Regions from separate parts of the Homo sapiens genome. Here region 1 is linked to region 2. Evidence: read pairs that join two places in POLR2A ChIA-PET (ENCODE). Cell type or tissue: Panc1. All regions are shown on one strand. Links, peaks and the distances in the headings refer to the core of each region. The heading gives the core; the rest is flanking DNA. Region 1 overlaps PKD1L1 (polycystin 1 like 1, transient receptor potential channel interacting). Region 2 overlaps TNS3 (tensin 3).

Evidence for each region. ChIA-PET counts read pairs that join two places held together with the same protein. Peaks named below come from ENCODE experiments on the same cell type or tissue, not always from the same donor. Only the 100,000 strongest peaks of a DNase experiment are listed, where the experiment ranks them.
Region 1: POLR2A ChIA-PET joins it to region 2 with 9 read pairs; 3 of 35 experiments call an interaction of 5 or more read pairs at or near these places.

Annotation. Positions count from the first base shown.
Region 1 is chr7:47,848,381-47,853,764 of GRCh38, forward strand. PKD1L1 (polycystin 1 like 1, transient receptor potential channel interacting) reads right to left here. Exons shown (of 57, transcript NM_138295.5): 31 at 4,747-4,847. Among named protein-coding and RNA genes, the nearest start is that of PKD1L1-AS1, 56 kb to the left of the region's middle. In Panc1, for the core only: a CTCF peak has its summit at 4,495; no DNase peak of the experiment used is centred there; H3K27ac peaks cover 2,257 bases.
Region 2 is chr7:47,304,100-47,309,483 of GRCh38, forward strand. TNS3 (tensin 3) reads right to left here. Exons shown (of 31, transcript NM_022748.12): 21 at 733-904. Among named protein-coding and RNA genes, the nearest start is that of SNORD151, 160 kb to the right of the region's middle. In Panc1, for the core only: no CTCF peak of the experiment used is centred there; no DNase peak of the experiment used is centred there; H3K27ac peaks cover 451 bases.

The sequences.
Region 1 (5,384 bases), core at 205-5,204, 540 kb after region 2:
GAGTGATTTCTAAATATGTAATTTAAGTAAGAAAAGCACAATGCAAATGAGTGTAAGAAATAAGGGGAAATAATGTGGGTATGCATGGGCTTATTTTCCCAAAAAGAAACATCAGGAAAACAATTCCCATAAAATTATAATCATCGAGGCTGGGCGCAGTGGCTCACGCCTGTAATCCCAGCACTTTGGGAGGCTGAGGTGGACCACCTGAGGTCGGGAGTTCGAGACCAGCCTGACCAACATGGAGAAACTCTGTCTCTACTAAAAATACAAAATTAGCCGGGTGTGGTGGCGCATGCCTGTAATCCCAGCTACTCAGGAGGCTGAGGCAGGAGAATCACTTGAACCCAGGAGGTGAAGGTTGTGGTGAGCCAAGATCGTGCCATTGGACTCCAGCCTGGGCAACAAGAGTGAAACTCCAGTCTCAAAAGAAAAAAAAAATTATAATCATTGTTCTTCACAGAACTAGACAAAACAATCCTAAAATTCATATGGAATCACATAGCCAAAGCAATACTAAGCAAAAGGAACAAATCTGGAGGCATCACATTACCAGACTTCAAACTATACAACGAGGCTATAGTTACCAACACAGCATGCTACTGGCATAGAAATAGGCATGTAGACCAATGGAACAGAATGCAGAACCCAAAAATAAGGCCAAATACCTAAAGCCAATTGATTTTTGACAAAGCAAACAAAAACATAAAGTGAGGAAAGGACACCCTATTCAACAAATGGTGCTGGGATAATTGGCTAGCCACGTGTAGAAGAATAAAACTGGATCCTCATCTCTCATTTTATGTAAAAAATCAACTCGAGCTGGATCAAAGACTTAAATCTAAGACTTGAAGCTGTAAAAATTCTAAAAGATAACATCAGAAAAACTCTTCTAGACATTGGCTTAGGCAAATAATTCATGACCAAGACCCAAAAGCAAATGCAATGAAAACAAAAATAAATAGATAGGACCTAGTTAAACCAAAAAGCTCCTTCAAAGCAAAAGAAATAATCAGCAGAGTAAGCAGACAAGCAACAGAGTAGGAGAAAAAATTTGCAAACTATGCATCTGACAAAGGACTGGTATCCAGAATTCATAAGGAACTCAAACAAATCGCAAGAAAAAACAAATAACCCCATCAAAAAGTGGGCAAGGACCTGAACAGACAATTCTCAAAAGAAGATATGTAAATGGCTAAAAAATACTCAACACCACTAAGTAATAGGGAAATGCAAATTAAAACCACAATGAGATACCATCTTACTCCTGCAAAAATGGCCATAATTTTTAAAAGTCAAAAAATAATAGATTTTGGTTGTGTATGTGGTGAAAAGGGAATACTTTTACACTGCCTGTGGGAATGTAAACTAGTACAACAGAACCAACCTAAATGCCCATCAACCTACGAGTGGATAAAGAAAATATGGTATGTATGCACCATGGAATACTACTCAGCCATAAGAAGGAACAAAATAATGGCATTTGCAGCAACCTGGATGGAGTTGGAGACCATTATTCTAAGTGAAGTAACTCAGGAATGGAAAACCAAATATTTTATGTTCTCACTTATAAGTGGGAGATAAGCTATCAGGATGAAAAGGCATAAGAATGACATAATAGGACTTTGGGGACTTAGGGGTAAGGATGAGGGGGTGAGAGATAAAAGACTACACATAGGGTGCAGGGTATACTGCTCGGGTGATGGGTGCACCAAAATCTCACAAATCACCACTAAGGAACTTATTCATGTAACCAAAAACCACCTGTTCCCCAAAAACTACTGAAATAAAATAAAATAAAGGAAACAAATGAAAACAATTACCTATAAGGACTAGGTGATAACAAGGTATAAGAATAAGGCTGTTGAAAGATTTAGCTCTGAATACATACATCTTTAAATGTGCTTTAGACATCTGAACAATAAAAATGTCTCACAAATTCAAAACATAAATTAATGTTAAAAAATGGGGACGGGCGCCGTGGCTCACGCCTGTAATCCCAGCACTTTGGGACGCCAAGGAGGATGGATGACCCGAGGTCAGGAGTTCAAGGCCAGCCTGACCAACATGGTGAAACCCTGTCCCTACTAAAAATACAAAAATTAGCTGGGTCTGGTGGTGCATGCCTGTAATCTCAGCTACCCACAAGGCTGAGGCAGGAGAATCGCTTGAACCCAGGAGGCAGAGGTTGCAGTGAGCCGAGATCACACCATTGCACTCCAGCCTGGGCAACAAGAGCAAGACTCTGTCTCAAAAAAAAAAAAAAAAAAAAGGATAAAAGTAAGGCTTAGCATTAAGTACATGCAAAAAAGTGAACCTAGCTGTATATAAAACGTATAGCAAAAACCCACAGAGAAAATAATTAATTCAACTAACTTTTGACTATGTGCTCTTACTGTAATATATCATGTAAGAATGTAAAGTCAAAACTAAACAAAAAATCTAGAAAGAAATATTGAACTTTATCTGGTAGGTTTGTGATTGTTAGGGGTACAGGTGCTTTAATTCTAAAACGATTTGGTGTATACTGTAGGATAGAGCAAAGTGAATTTTGCTCTTTGGAAACTGGCTCTCAAGTTCTCATATTTTGGCAACTGGAATTCTCACTGTAGGAGAATGGGGATCTGAACACACAATGGGAGAAAGTAATAAGGAACCCTGGGTGTTGGATTTGAATTAAGGCATTGTGATTAACTCATTTTACACACACATACACACACACACACAGACGTTAAATCAGTGACGCCCCAATAGCAATGAGCAAATGTGATGCGCAGTTCTTGTGTTCTAATGTCATTTCCCATCAATGAGCCAAGCCTCATTGAGGACATGGCCGGTTCCAAGGAAGGGCTGGCCAAACACAGGATAAGCCAGGACACGCTGGTGTCCCAGAAAGTAAAGAAGCACTTGAGGATTGTGATGTCATGTCAAGAAAACCTCAGGAAGCATCTTGGAGGAGCTCCCACTGGAATAATTTGTGCATCAAAAAGTAAAATAATGGAGGTGAACTAAACACATTGAATTTTTTTTTTAACACATTGAATTTTTAAGAAACACCATGCACCATAGAGACAAGAGAGCAAGAGTAAGACAGAGAGAGACTGAAGCTCTTCTTTACTGAAGAATGCCAGCTAATTCATGGTGGAATTAGCAAATCACCGTTTTGTAGCCTTCTATGTACCTATATCACCCATGGATCCTTAAAATCATGGGGTGACAGTTTGTAAGGCAAGAAGATACTAAGGTGGTCTCAAAAGTATCATCTCACAAAGGGGAAAATGGAGAGATTGGAGGTTCTTTCCCCAAGCAAATTACCAAACTTAGCACCATCGCCTATGGAATATGCTGCCAATCATCTGTGAACTGAATTTAATCATGAGGAAACAGTCAGGCAATTTCCTGAATGTACAACATGCAGAAAATAACTAACCTAAGCTCATAAAAAAAAGTCTGAAAAAAAGGCAAAAATTGGGAGGGTGTTGTAGATTTTTAAAGGGACTATATAAAAACACAGCAACAAAATGCATTCATGAACTTTGACCTACTTCTGATTAAAAAATATAAAGAGCTATAGAAGGCATTTGGGGGGATTTTAAAAATTTAAATGTGGATAACAGAATAGATATTCTTGAATTAATGTTGATTTCTTTTCCTTATGATAATGTACTGAGTTTTGTAGGGAATGCCCTTGTTTTCATGAGATGTTTAAGTATTCAGGGGTGGTATGTCATGGGGCCTGCAACTTTCTCTCTAACGGCTTGTCCTCTCCCTCAAAAACATCCCCCACCCACATGTGCACACCTGTACACATGCAGATAAGGCAAATGTGGCAGAAATCAACAAATGGTGAATCTCAAGGAAAAGGATATGGGTATATGTTGTGCGTATTTTTCTAATTTTCTATCAGCTTGAAATTACAATAAAAACTGTGAAAAAGAACACATGAAATGCAACATTAAAAAATACCATTGAGAATTTGAATTTGATGAGCAATACAGTTTGATTCATTTTTAAAAGAAACAAATACTGGTTCTCAGAAGAAAATAACTATATCCCAGTAAACATGTAGAGACAATGGGTCTGGCGCACTCACTGACAGTCAGAAGCCAGCTCCTCTCCAGGGCCAGGGCCTGTGGAAGTCAGTGTAAGGCGCGTGTCTGGTGAGTTGCCTGTGGGTGCCACTTCAGCCCACTGAGCTCCAGTTTCTTGCTTTTTTGGGGAAGGGGTTACTGAGGCTCAGAATCCTAAGCCACCAGGGGCAGACCACGGAGAAGGGGTGAGCCCCAAACTTCACACTCTGCCCCCACACTGCTTCAGAGGGGGTCCTGTGCCCTATTGATACGTGAGACACAGAGACGTCTCAGAAGTCCTGGGTCAACTCTGAGGTCAGGGAAGCTCAGCAGAGGTTAGTTTGAGGGAAGCAAGGCAGGAGGGTGCTTCAGGCAAAGACTTAGCCTGAGCACAAGCAGAGCCCTAAGGATCAGGAGGAGGCGCCAGAGACCACCTGGGAAGAGATGGGTAGGGCAGTGAGCAGCACCAGCCACTGCATCACAAGGATGGCGCTCATCATGGGGCAGTTTCCATGTGTGGGATCTATAGTGGAGCAGTTTGTTTATAAGCAAGCAGAGAAAGGATTCTGATGTTTTTGTCATGAATAAAGAAAAACACCACTATACATACAAAGGTTATAGGGGATGTTTTAATCATGTAAACAGAAAGGGAAAATAAGGCGCCCTGTTCACTGACCTTTCTGAGAAGCAGCAGGTATATAAATCTGCACAATTGACTCATCCCAGAAGTAGATCTGCTTCACAAGAAAATCAGAGGGAGTAGGTTTCTCAGAGAATCTAGGAGATAAAAACAAAATAGGGATTTCTCATTTTTTTCTTCTCTCTCAAAGGTTTTAGTCAAATTTCTATCAAGAGTTTACTCAATTTGTGCAAAACATCCTTGTCACTGCAAGGAGGTAGCCTGGGACTAAAAAGGGTCAATGTGCTTAATTCCACAACACCACCTGGTCTCTTAGTAAAAACTCCTACATAACACTTTCACCCTGCATCTCATTAAAAACAAACACTTTGGCCAGGCACGGTGGCTCACACCTGTAATCCCAGCACTTTGGGAGGCCGAGATGGGCGGACCACCTGAGGTTGGGAGTTTGAGACCAGCCTGACCAACATGGTGAAACCCCATCTCTACTTAAAAATACAAAATCAGCTGGGCGTGGTGATGCGCACTTGTAATCCCAACTACTCGGGAGGCTGAGGCAGGAGAATCACTTGAACCCGGGAGGCAGAGGTTGCAGTGAGCGGAGATCACACCATTGCACTCCAACCTGGGCAACAAGAATGAAACTCTGTCTCAAAAACAAACAAACAAACAAA
Region 2 (5,384 bases), core at 226-5,225:
GGGTCCCCTCCTCCTCGCAGCATGATCCCTCTGCCCCATCTCCTTTATCTGCCAGATACACCATCAGTCCTCAATCCATGCTTGCTAGATGAACCAGTTGATTAACGGATACCACAAAGACTACTGGAAATTACCAACCACTTACGAGTACGGAAAGACAGCTAAAACCACACCACGTGACACACGTATTTCACTAGCAATGGAACATTCATGGGTACAGAGTCTATGCGTAATGTCCTTAAATGAGGGCTCCTCTTTTATTTTAAGGAGAACAGAGGTAGAATTTAAAAAGTTAAATAGGGAGCTACGTGTTCATACAACAAAGCATAAAGAAACTTATTCCTACTCTGAGCAAGTGGAATGGTCTCACGTATGAATGTCCTCAGGGGTAGTATCTTTGTGAAGCAGAAATAGGCCATTTTTCCCTGTTAATACCCACCCTCTCCCACCCCCAGGTCTTTCTGTAAACCAGAAGCCCTCTAAGACTGATTTTTCCTGTATTTCCTGTATGTCCCTATATTTTCTCGTATGTCACCACATACACCTGTCCCCGGCGGTAGCAGTGTCGTGCACACAGCCCTGGTCCCCTGCCCCGCCCCATCTTCAGGCCAGTCCCTGCCTGGTCTAGCTTCAGCTTCTCTGAAGAGCAAGCCCCCGCTGGTCCCACATGCCTCTCAGCATTCTGGGTCTTTAAGGGGAACTTGTGCCAAGTTTAAAGATCCATCTTCTTACCTCTCTCTCCTCTGCCCAGGGCCGTTGCTGGAAATGGTGCAGGAAGAAGCAAAAGCCTGCTGAAAGGAGGGCGTCGAGGACGCATCAGCCCGGAGCATCGTGGATTTGGGTCCGATGGGGCTCTCTGACATCCCCACAGCGTGAGTGAGCGTCTCAGGGCAGCTTCGTGGTTCTGTAGCGGGAACACAGGAAGCAGAGAGACCTCGGTTGTAGGACTGGAGAAGTCATAATCTCTGCTGCTTTTGCATGTTCCACAAGAAACAGTGCTGACTTTGAGGCTTTCTGTCATCCATGGCCATACTGAACATGACATCACTACCCGTAATAGGCTGGAGGAGGCGGCCAGCCCTGCACCCACAAGCATGGGTTTATTCTCACCCATCACTGTTTCCAAAAATAAAGCGACCTAATTCAGTCCCCCACAGTGTCCAGCCCATTACCACGAGCTGGTCATGTGAGGAGATGCACATTGGGCCGCCTGGGCTGGTCCTCCCAGCCCCATCCCCCACAAAGGCTGATGTCCTGTAATGTACTCTCCACTCCATGATCTAGGCTGCACCTCACTTTAGAATTGGCATGGCCTTTCCTCTGCAAACCAGCAGGCGACTTCTCCCAATAAAGACCATAAGTGCAGGCCCTGCGGCAGCCGGGCGGCCTAGGTGTCCTCCACCTTCCTTTGGTCCCTACCCTCCCCCCAGCTGGTAACTGGGCCATCAACATCGAGCACTATGAGGGTGCAAACCCATGCTGCTGCTTTCCAGGTCAAACCCCGCTGCTTCAAAGGCCACACCGTGGGGTGCAGAAGCCACCCTCGCAGGTGGGCCAGAACGCAAACCTGCTTGTGTCCCATGCCTGAGCCCAGGCACATTCCTCTGACAGAATTTCTGTTTGGTTTCTTGCCCAGCAGCTGCATTATTTCTGGATATTTAAAACATCTTACCTTTTATATTTTTTCTTTTTTTAAACCAGGCTTCAAGAAATGGACAAATCTACCATGGTCAGTAAAATAATATTATTAGAAATACTGGTCAGTTTGTTTTCTGTTTCAAAACTAATGAGGATTGATAAGAGAATATTAATGTAGAAAAAAACTCCATATTATTCATTTCCTGGAGAGGGTATTGAAATTTAGAGATTTCCAAATAATGCTGTTTTCCCTACAACTCACAGGACTATCACCTCACATGCTTGAAATATGTGTTATTTTAATTATACTGAAAAAAAGGCTACCTTCTTTACCCTTCAAATGAAAACCAATAATAAAACTGAATACCAGAATCACACTTTATAAAAATGACATTTACTAAGAATACTCTGAAAGGAATTATCAACAGCATATGTGATTTCTGAAGATGAAATACCTAGGGGGTTTTCATTAATCCAGGTGCCAATGAGCACTGGTCTGTGGATTATTCAGACCAGTGAGGAATTATATCCAAAAAAAGCAAGGGAAAGCCCTGACCACTCAACTAAATTACCTCCACATACAGGATGTAATATCCTGGTTTTTTAAAAAAAATTGATCTCTACAGAATTTGCACTATCAATTCACAAATGGAATGCACTTCACTCCAATGAGGTAAACAAGCTCCATCTCTACCAAGACAGAATGAACATTCTAAAAATTATATGGTATCCCCACATATGTGAAGTGAAGCACTTTTTTGGTCACACGTCATTTCAATATGAATTAAAAATTACTATTTTTATTTAGCACGAATTCTTTTCCTAAGGAAACCTTAGAGAATTTTTTTTTTTTTGGAGACGGAGTCTCGCTCTGTCGCCCAGACTGGAGTGCAGTGGCGTGATCTCGACTCACTGCAAGCTCCACCTCCCGCGTTCACGCCATTCTCCTGCCTCGGCCTCCCGAGTAGCTGGGACTGCAGGCACCTGCCACCACACCCGGCTAATTTCTTTTTGTATTTTTAGTAGAGACGGGGTTTCATCATGTTAGCAAGCATGGCTACGATCTCCTGAACTCGTGATCTGCCCGCCTTGGCCTCCCAAAGTGCTGGGATTACAGGTGTGAGCCACCACGCGTGGCCTAGAATTTTAAAATATATTAATCAGCACACAAAATGTCTGGAGTTATGCCTAAATTAACAACTATCCTAAGTTATCTAATAGACCTTGGTAGAGAAAAAGTGAACTTTAAATGTTTAATTTTTCATGAAACTTTAAAAACCACACCTTTATATATTGAGGTATAACTAATATACAAAAAACTGGATATGCTTAAAGTAAATAATTCGGTCAGTTTGTCATATGTAAACGTCCATGAAACCATCATCATGATTGAGATAATTAACAGTTACATCATCATTCCAAGAGTTTCCTCCAGCCCCTTCTCCTGCTCATCTGGTTTATGTCACTTTGCTTTAGTGTGCATTTCCTAAAATTCTACATGAATAAAATCATTCATATAAACTCTTTTTTTCCTCTACTTTCACTTAAGAAATTATTTTGAGATTCCGCCACATTGTAGAATGTATACATAGCTCATTGCTTTTCAACGGTGAGTACTTTTCCATTGTATGGACATATCACATTTTCTCTGTCCATTTACCTGTTGATGGACACTTGGGTTGTTGCCACTATGGGGCTGCTACATATAAAGCTGCAATGAGTATTTTTAGACACTTTTGGGTGAATACCTAGGGATGGAATGGCTGGACCATATGGTAAGTGTCTATGTAACTTTTTAAGAAAATGCAAAGCTGCTTCCCAGAATACTTGCAGCATTTCACATCCCCACCATCAATCCTGCCCCTACTTGGTATGGTTGGCATTTCGAATTTTAGCCATTCTAGTGCTGGCGTAGTGGTATAACACTGTGTTTTTAATTTGCAACTTTATTAATTACTAATGATGTTGAACATCTTTTTGTATGCTTATTAATAGGCATTTTTATGTGTTCTCTGGTAAAATGTTTGTTCAAATCCTTTTCCTTTTTTTCACTAGGTTGTTTGCTTTCTTAACACTCAGTTGTAAGAGTTCTTTATATATTTTAGATGCAAGTCCCTTATCATATATATGATTTGCAAATATTTCTTCTGAGTCTGTTGCCTGTGCATATATTCACTTAAGAATCTTTTGAAGAACAAAATCTTGTAATTTAAGTCCAGTTTATCAATTTGTTCTTTTAGGAATAGTGTGTTTGGTGTTGTATCTAAAATAGTATCTGCCTAATCCAGTCACAAAACATGTTTTTCTGTTTTCTTCCAAAAGTGTAATAGTTTTGGAAGAAACTATAAACATAAGCCTATGATCCATTTTCAGTTAATTTTTACACATGGTGTGAGGCATATATATCAACAAAGTTTAGTTTTTTAAATATGGATATTCAATGGTACCACTACCATTTGTTGAGACTATCTATTCTTCATTGAATTGCTTTTGTAATTTTATCCAAAATCAGCCAAATGTTAAATCCATCTAGGTTATTTTTCATTTCAGACACTGGAGTTTCTCTCTCCAGTGAAGTTTGGTTTGGGTCTTTTTATATGTTCCACGACTCTACTTAACTTTTTGAACACATTAAACATAGTAAAAATAAATGTCTTAATGTCCTTGTCTTAATGTTCATAATCTTAACATTAGTTTTGTGTCCTCATTAGTTTTGTTTTGCTTTCTCTCTTAACTATATTGCTATTTTCAGGCTTCTTTGATTGCCTGGTAATTTTTGATTGAATGCCAGACACTGTGATTTTATGTTTTTGGATGCTGGATATTTTTGTATTCTTATAAATATTCTTGAACTTTATTCTGGGATGCAGTTAAGTTGCTTAGAAACATTTTTATCTTTTTGGGTCTTGCTCTTCACATTTGTTAGGAAGGCCTGGAGTCATGCTCCATCTAGTGCAAGTTATCCCCCACTACTGGGCAAAACCCTTCTGTATATCACTCAATGCCCAGTGAATCTTGATACTTTCCTCTCTTGCTCATGAGAACAGGCACTCTTCCCAGCTTTGAGTTAGCACTGGGTTAGCCTCTCTTTCCAATCTTTTCATTTGGTTCTTTCCCTGGCCTTCAATGTCCCTAATGTCCTCCTACCCAACGCTCAGTTGAATACGTATGGCGGATCCTCTGCAGATCTCCAACAGCTCTCTCTCTGTTCAGCCTTCTCTCCATCCTGCAAGTCATTGTGGTCCCCTGGAGTTTCAACTCCAAATGCCCAACTCAGAGTCTCCCAGATTCTGCGTGAGTTTCCTCTCCCTGCCTTACACCTGGAAACTTTGTCTAGGCGGTAAACTGGGACAACTGTACTGTCACCATGTTTGTTTCTTACTTTTCAGGGATCGTTGTCTTTCACTGCCTGATGCCCATTGGCTTGGAAGCCATTATTTCATATAGTTTGTCCATTTTTTGTTTGTTCAGTCAGGATAATAAATCAAGTCTCTGTTACTCCATCCTGACCTGAAGCATACATCTCTAATCTTTCATATTTAAAGACGAACAATTCACTGAAATTAAAGTTAACTTATCAATTATTCAATAATTATAAATTATTGAAAACTCTATAAATTAATATCCCCAAGACTTAAGAGTATTTAAAATGAAAAAGAGCAAAAAAAAAATATGCTATGAGAGTATGTTTAAAACATAACTGTGGAATAATAAAAATAGCTCAACAAGCCGGAGGTTTGTGTTTG